Regions from separate parts of the Homo sapiens genome. Here region 1 is linked to region 2. Evidence: read pairs that join two places in POLR2A ChIA-PET (ENCODE). Cell type or tissue: PC-3. All regions are shown on one strand. Links, peaks and the distances in the headings refer to the core of each region. The heading gives the core; the rest is flanking DNA.

What was found. Peaks named below come from ENCODE experiments on the same cell type or tissue, not always from the same donor. Only the 100,000 strongest peaks of a DNase experiment are listed, where the experiment ranks them.
Region 1: POLR2A ChIA-PET joins it to region 2 with 5 read pairs; 2 of 35 experiments call an interaction of 5 or more read pairs at or near these places.

The regions. Positions count from the first base shown.
Region 1 is chr13:23,677,818-23,680,728 of GRCh38, forward strand. No RefSeq gene overlaps it. Among named protein-coding and RNA genes, the nearest start is that of TNFRSF19, 110 kb to the left of the region's middle. In PC-3, for the core only: no CTCF peak of the experiment used is centred there; a DNase peak (open chromatin) is centred at 1,634; H3K27ac peaks cover 1,503 bases.
Region 2 is chr13:23,425,345-23,428,255 of GRCh38, forward strand. The region is part of intron 1 of SACS (sacsin molecular chaperone); the gene reads right to left. SACS-AS1 (SACS antisense RNA 1) reads left to right here. Exons shown (of 2, transcript NR_103450.1): 2 at 1,623-2,911. Among named protein-coding and RNA genes, the nearest start is that of SACS, 6.9 kb to the right of the region's middle. In PC-3, for the core only: no CTCF peak of the experiment used is centred there; DNase peaks (open chromatin) are centred at 1,407 and 2,257; H3K4me3 peaks cover 414 bases; H3K27ac peaks cover 1,418 bases.

The DNA of each region.
Region 1 (2,911 bases), core at 221-2,720, 250 kb after region 2:
GCCATGCACCCGCACTCCTCAGCCCTTGGGCGGTGGATGGGACTGGGCGCCATGGAGCAGGGGGCGGGGCTCCTAGGGGAGGCTCCCGCAGCACAGGAGTCCACTTGTGGGGAGGCTTAGGTATGGTGGGCTGCAGGTCCTGAGCCCTGCCCCACGGGGAGGCAGCTGAGGCCCTGCGAGAATTCGAGCACAGCGCCGGCTGGGGTACCTGGCACACCCTCTGCAGCTGCTGGCCCTGGTGCAAAGCCCCTCACTGCTCAGGCCGGCGGGCCGGCTCCGAGTGTGTGGCCCACAAAGCCCACGCCCACCCAGAACGCGTACTGGCCCACAAGTGCTGGGCACAACCCCTGTTCCCGCCCACACCTCTCCCTCCACACCTCCCTGCAAGCAGAGGGAGCCGGCTCCGACCTCTGCCAGCCCAGAGAGGGGCTCCCATAGTACAGCAGCAGGCTGAAGGGCTCCTCAAGGGTGGCCAGACTTGGCGCAGAGGTTGAGGAGGCGCTGAGAGCGAGCAAGGGCTGCCAGCACACTGTCACCCCTCAGTAATAACAATGACATATTTTCATTATTACCACTATTATTAAGGTCTCTGCAACTGGGTACTTATTCTGAATGTGTCCCATTTTAAACTAAGAAGGTATTGTCTGATTTCTTTTTTTAAAATTTAATTTAATTAATTAATTTTTTTGAGACAGTCTTGCTCTGTCACCCAGACTGGAGTGCACCTCCCAGGTTCACACAATTCTCCTGCCTCAGCTTCCTGCATAGCTGGGATTACAGGCACATGCCACCACACCCGGCTAATTTTTGTGGGGTTTTTTTTTTTTTTTTTTTGTATAAACGGGGTTTCACCATGTTGGCCAGGCTAGTCTCAAACTCCTGACCTCAAATGATCCGCCCACTTCGGATTGCTGGAATCCCAAATTGCTGGAATTACATTTTTTAAAAACAAATTTGGCACCGACTAAGGTCTGTAAATAGAGCTTAAGTTTATCATTCAGTCTTGAAAGTGAACAGTGGTCTGAGAGGTTTCAAAATTGTCTATAATGTCAAACAAGTTTCAGTAAGTCCTGGTATGCAATTATAGGGATATAATTATGCTGAGTCAAGGCAGCAGTTCACACTAGCATTAGTTATGTCACACTTCAACCAACGGAGGGTTGAAAGGTTTCTACTCCAGAGAGTCAGCTGGCCAAGGGTAGGTCATGTCATGAATGGCCAGTGGCGTTTGAATTAGTGTGATCTATGGCTGCTTGAAATTCACCTCTCCAGAAGACTTGAATTTTTAAAAGTTATCAGCAAAACCACTTTCTCTAGAACCATGGGTGGTCTTCTGAAGCAGGTTTCATTTTTTGTTCTATAAAGAGAGAGGATTCTTTTTTCCATAATTTCTAATGGCATTAGCTATTCCTACTTAAGACTGAAATAGCTGTGTTCTGGTAGCTTTGTTTGGGGTGGAATTTAACTAGCAGAACTATGTAGAGGGATTTTCCTTACCTGGGTTGATTATTTACAGTAAATAGAAGATCTGCAGACCATTCTGCCAGCAATCTTTTAATAGCAGGTTAGGGAGGCAGGCTGCGCCACCGCAAGGCATGCTACCCCTCCACAGATCAGAGATGAATCATTTCCCTTGAAGTTCTAAACACAGGTCCAATTCCTCTCAGAAGACTCACTCTAGTAAGATGCATTTCCTGTGGCAGTCCTTAATGTATGCACTCAACATACATTTATATAGCATAGAGCATGTGCTTGGTTCTAACTACAGTGCCAGGGCCAGAGAAGATATGAAGAAATATAAGGAAAGCAAGCCTTTTAAGTGTTTATAAAGTAGACCTGGGCCAGCATGGTGGCTCACGCCTCTAATCCCAGCACCTTGCAAGGCTGATGCAAGAGGATTATGTGAGGACAAGAGTTTGGGATCAGCCTGGACAACAATCTGGGACTCCATCTCTACAAAAAAAGAAAAGAAAAAATTAGCCAGTGTGGTGGTGCATGCCTGTAGTCCTAGCTACTCAGGAGGACCAGGCAGGAGGATCCTTGAGCCCAGGAGTTTGAGGCTGCAGTGAGCTGTGTTAGAGCCATTGTACTCCAGCCTGGGCAGCAGAGCAAGAACCTGTCCCTAATAAAATAGCTCTTAATTGTAAAAATACAAGTGCAAATCCTTCTGGGGACAGTGAGGAGGGGGCACAGAAGCTGGGAGGGAAAGTCCTCTGCACTGGGCCATGAAGACTCATGTGGTATTCACCAGGCAAGTGGAGGGGTGGAAAATGCTAGAACTGCAGGTGGAAAGGCTCAGCCTGTGCTGGGAGTGGGAGAAGTGCAGGGAGGCTGGAGCACGAGGACACGGGTGAGGTGGCTCAGGGCAGATTTCTAGGCCAACAGGCATCCAATGGGCCCTGCCCTGGGGCTCGAGCTTCCCCCATGGGGGACCGACTTACCTCTATGTGAAGGGGTGACAGACATAAAAACCAAAATAGTCTTCCAGAAGCTTCGGAGTTCCAGAGGGAGGTGAGTGGACCTCTCTCCAGCAGCAGAAAATCCCCAATCACTGGGAGGGACCAGCCCCCTGCCAGAAGTGAAGATGGATAGTCTCTCTCCTGTTTGGAAATACTGAGCCTGAGCTCGTTCCGCAACATCTAGGTCATGTTGGTCTGGTCCTGATTTCCAGCAGGGCAGTGCTGAGCTTCAGGTGCAAGTTTAGGACTCAGCAGAACCACCTGCTGACATCAAACCAACGCTCCACTGGAGTCCTGAGAATACAAGGCTGAAAAGGCTAGTGCACTGCGCTCAAGCGGCCATGGCCTTCCTGTGCCTGTGGATTGCATCAAGCACCTTCGTGGCCTTTTTATCCTGGGCCTGGGATGCACTCTCATGGTCCTGCCCAGCCTGGAGCTCCAGGCAACCCTAC
Region 2 (2,911 bases), core at 300-2,799:
GGGCATCCACCAGGGGCCTGGTGTCCACCTGGGGCCTATGTGCCAAACTGGGACCTGATGTTTATGCAGGGACTGGAGTCCACTTGACTAGGGCCTGGCATCAACCTGGTGTCTGATGTCCAGTGTCCACCTAGAGTCCAGTGTCGTTTGGGGCCTGATGTCGTGCTGGGGCCTTGGTGTCCACTAAGGCCTTATGTCCATGGTGGTGGGGAAGAGGTGGGAATCCTTGTCCCCATGGGCCCTGCCCTCTTCCTGGGGAGAGCGGGCAGGGAGTTTCTGTGCCCCCACCCCTCAACATCCAGGAATTCACCCTTCTGCACATGTGGTGGGGAAGGCGCCATTTTTGCCCACTTGGTGCCCAGTTAAGTTGCCCCGACTGCTCTGCTCAGGGTGTGAAGATCTCAGGTGGGTGCTGGACTTGGGGCCCCGAAGCTCCACCCCGCCTGACTCCCTGCGGGAGTGGGCTCGTGCCTATGAGCTAGAGCATGGCCGCCGGGGGTCTGTGTGACAAGGCAGAGAATATTAGTATATACAAAATTTTTATACAATTGGAATGATACTGGTAGTAAAATTAAAATGCAATACAATAAGATTACCTTGCAGGGGCATGGTATTTTAGATTTGTTAAAGTGATTTCATAGGGATGATCTTATTTCAGTCTCATAACAGCCTAGTGATTTGGTAGGGAATTGTGAATTTCATTATACAGAGAAGGAAACTGGTGTCCAGAAGAGTCCAGCAACAGCCCATACTTCGTTTAAATCCCGGTGGCTCCCAGCTCTTACTTATTCCCCACGACTGAGTGCCTGACACAAGTATAGGACTTCAGTGAGCCCAGAAAATCTGAGACAGGTCTCAGTTAATTTATAAAGTTTATTTTGTCAAGGTTGAGGACGCACCCCTTACACAGCCTCAGGAAGTCCTGATGACATTTGCCCAAGGTGGTCAGGGCACAGCTTGGTTTTATACATTCAGGGAGACATGAGACATCAGTTAGTATATGTAAGAAGTACAGGCCAGGTGCAGTGGCCCACGCCTGTAATCCCAGCACTTTGGGAAGCCAAGGCGGGCAGATCACCTGAGGTCAGGAGTTCAAGACCAGCCTGGCCAACATGGTGAAACCCCGTCTCTACGAAAATACAAAATTTAGCCCGGCATGATGGTGGGTGCCTGTAATCCCAGCTACTCGGGAGGCTGAGATGGAAGAATTGCTTGAACTCGGGAGGTGGAGGTTGCAGTGAGCTGAGATGATGCCATTGCACTCCAGCCTGGGTGACAGAGTGAGACTCCGTCTCAAAAAAAAAAAAAAAAAAGAAGTACATTGGTTTGGTCTGGAAAGGGGGGACAACTTGAAGCAAAAGCAAGAAGACTGGAAGTGAGTCAGACAGGTGATACACAAGTGGTTGCATTCTTCTGAGTTTCTGATTAGCCTTTCCAACGGAGGCAAATCAGATATGCATCTATCTCAGAGAGCAGAGGAGTGACTTTGAATAGAATGGGAGGCAGGTTTGCCCTAAGCAGTTCCTGGGTTGAGTTTTCCTTAGTGATTTTGGGGGCCTAAGATATTTTCCTTTCACCCCCTCAAACCTCATTTCCTTCTTCCTCCTTCTCTTTCTTTTCAGAAGAGGAACGCTGCTTCTACCCTACCATTTGGGGAGTAGCACCACCTGATGGAAGAGAACATTCTTCGGTCTTCTCCTCACCATGGCTTGAGAATCGCATAATCTCGCTGTGCCCAACTTTCCTCATCCCTAAACAGGGCCAGCTTGCCTTATCCATGAACTGTATCACCGCAACACCAAACTGAGCTGTGTTCTAACAGCATTTAGTCAACTGCAGACGGTTTTTGCAAATATTAGATGCTACTACTTTTGCTGATCTAATATTTTTTAACACATGAAGTGACATGAAATGTGTTCATGATACTCTCTGCCCACTGATTCATGACCTCCTCTCATGCTTCAGGGGTCAAAACAATCAGTGCTGTCCAGCAGCTGTTAGGGACAGGGGCTCCCCTCCTCCCCAGCTTGGAACCTCAAGCCACTGCCCACAGCTAGCAAGCAGATGTGCCACGCAGTGACCTCTTGGCCTTCCCAGCAAAAATATCCTATTTTGGCATATGGGCTTGACCCACAGTAGGAAAACTTGGCACTACTGTACATATGATCTCATTTAAGGAGTAGGAAGATAAACATGCCAGCTGCACTTACTCACTGATGGGAAAAGTTCTTTGAGTTACACAGTTTCAAACAGGAACAGCCAGGAGACTGGGGACTTAAATCATAACTATTGTATAAATAATGGGAGCTGTTCCCTGAGCTAAACGCCGCCCTTTGGCAGAGGTAGAGCCTTTTGGCAGAGGGAGGCAGGAGAAGAGTGTGGGAAGTGAAGAAGTTCCTGAGGTGACAAAGTGAATTGCACCGGAGAGAAGGGGGGATAAAGCTGCTTCCCAGAAACTAGGACAGCAACACCTGGCTGGTCCCCGAGGACGAGGACGGGACAAGAAAGGCCTCTCCTGCAGGAATGAGGTTAAAATACAATCAGGAACCACACGAATACTCTATCTCCTCTGATATGCTGTCTTGTCTGTTTGTTTAAGAGTGTCTTTGGGACTAGTAAAGCCCCTCTTCCCTGAAGGATTCCTTCGCTTTTCATAGTTTTCAGTGCTGCCGTGTTCACAGACACGCCTCTGCAGCTGCACCTGGCAGAACAGCTTGAGTTTCCCTAGAAACGCTCTTTGAGAAAGGAATAGAGGCAGAATTGCCCTTGGTGATCTCCTAAGAAATGGGGTCCATGTTCATCTGAAGATGGGAATGAAAAATTCATCCTTTTGGTTCAACCAAATTCATACATGGCCAAATCCTCTGGAATATGGTGAAAGCTGACCCTTGAAAGCCGCTATCATTACAAA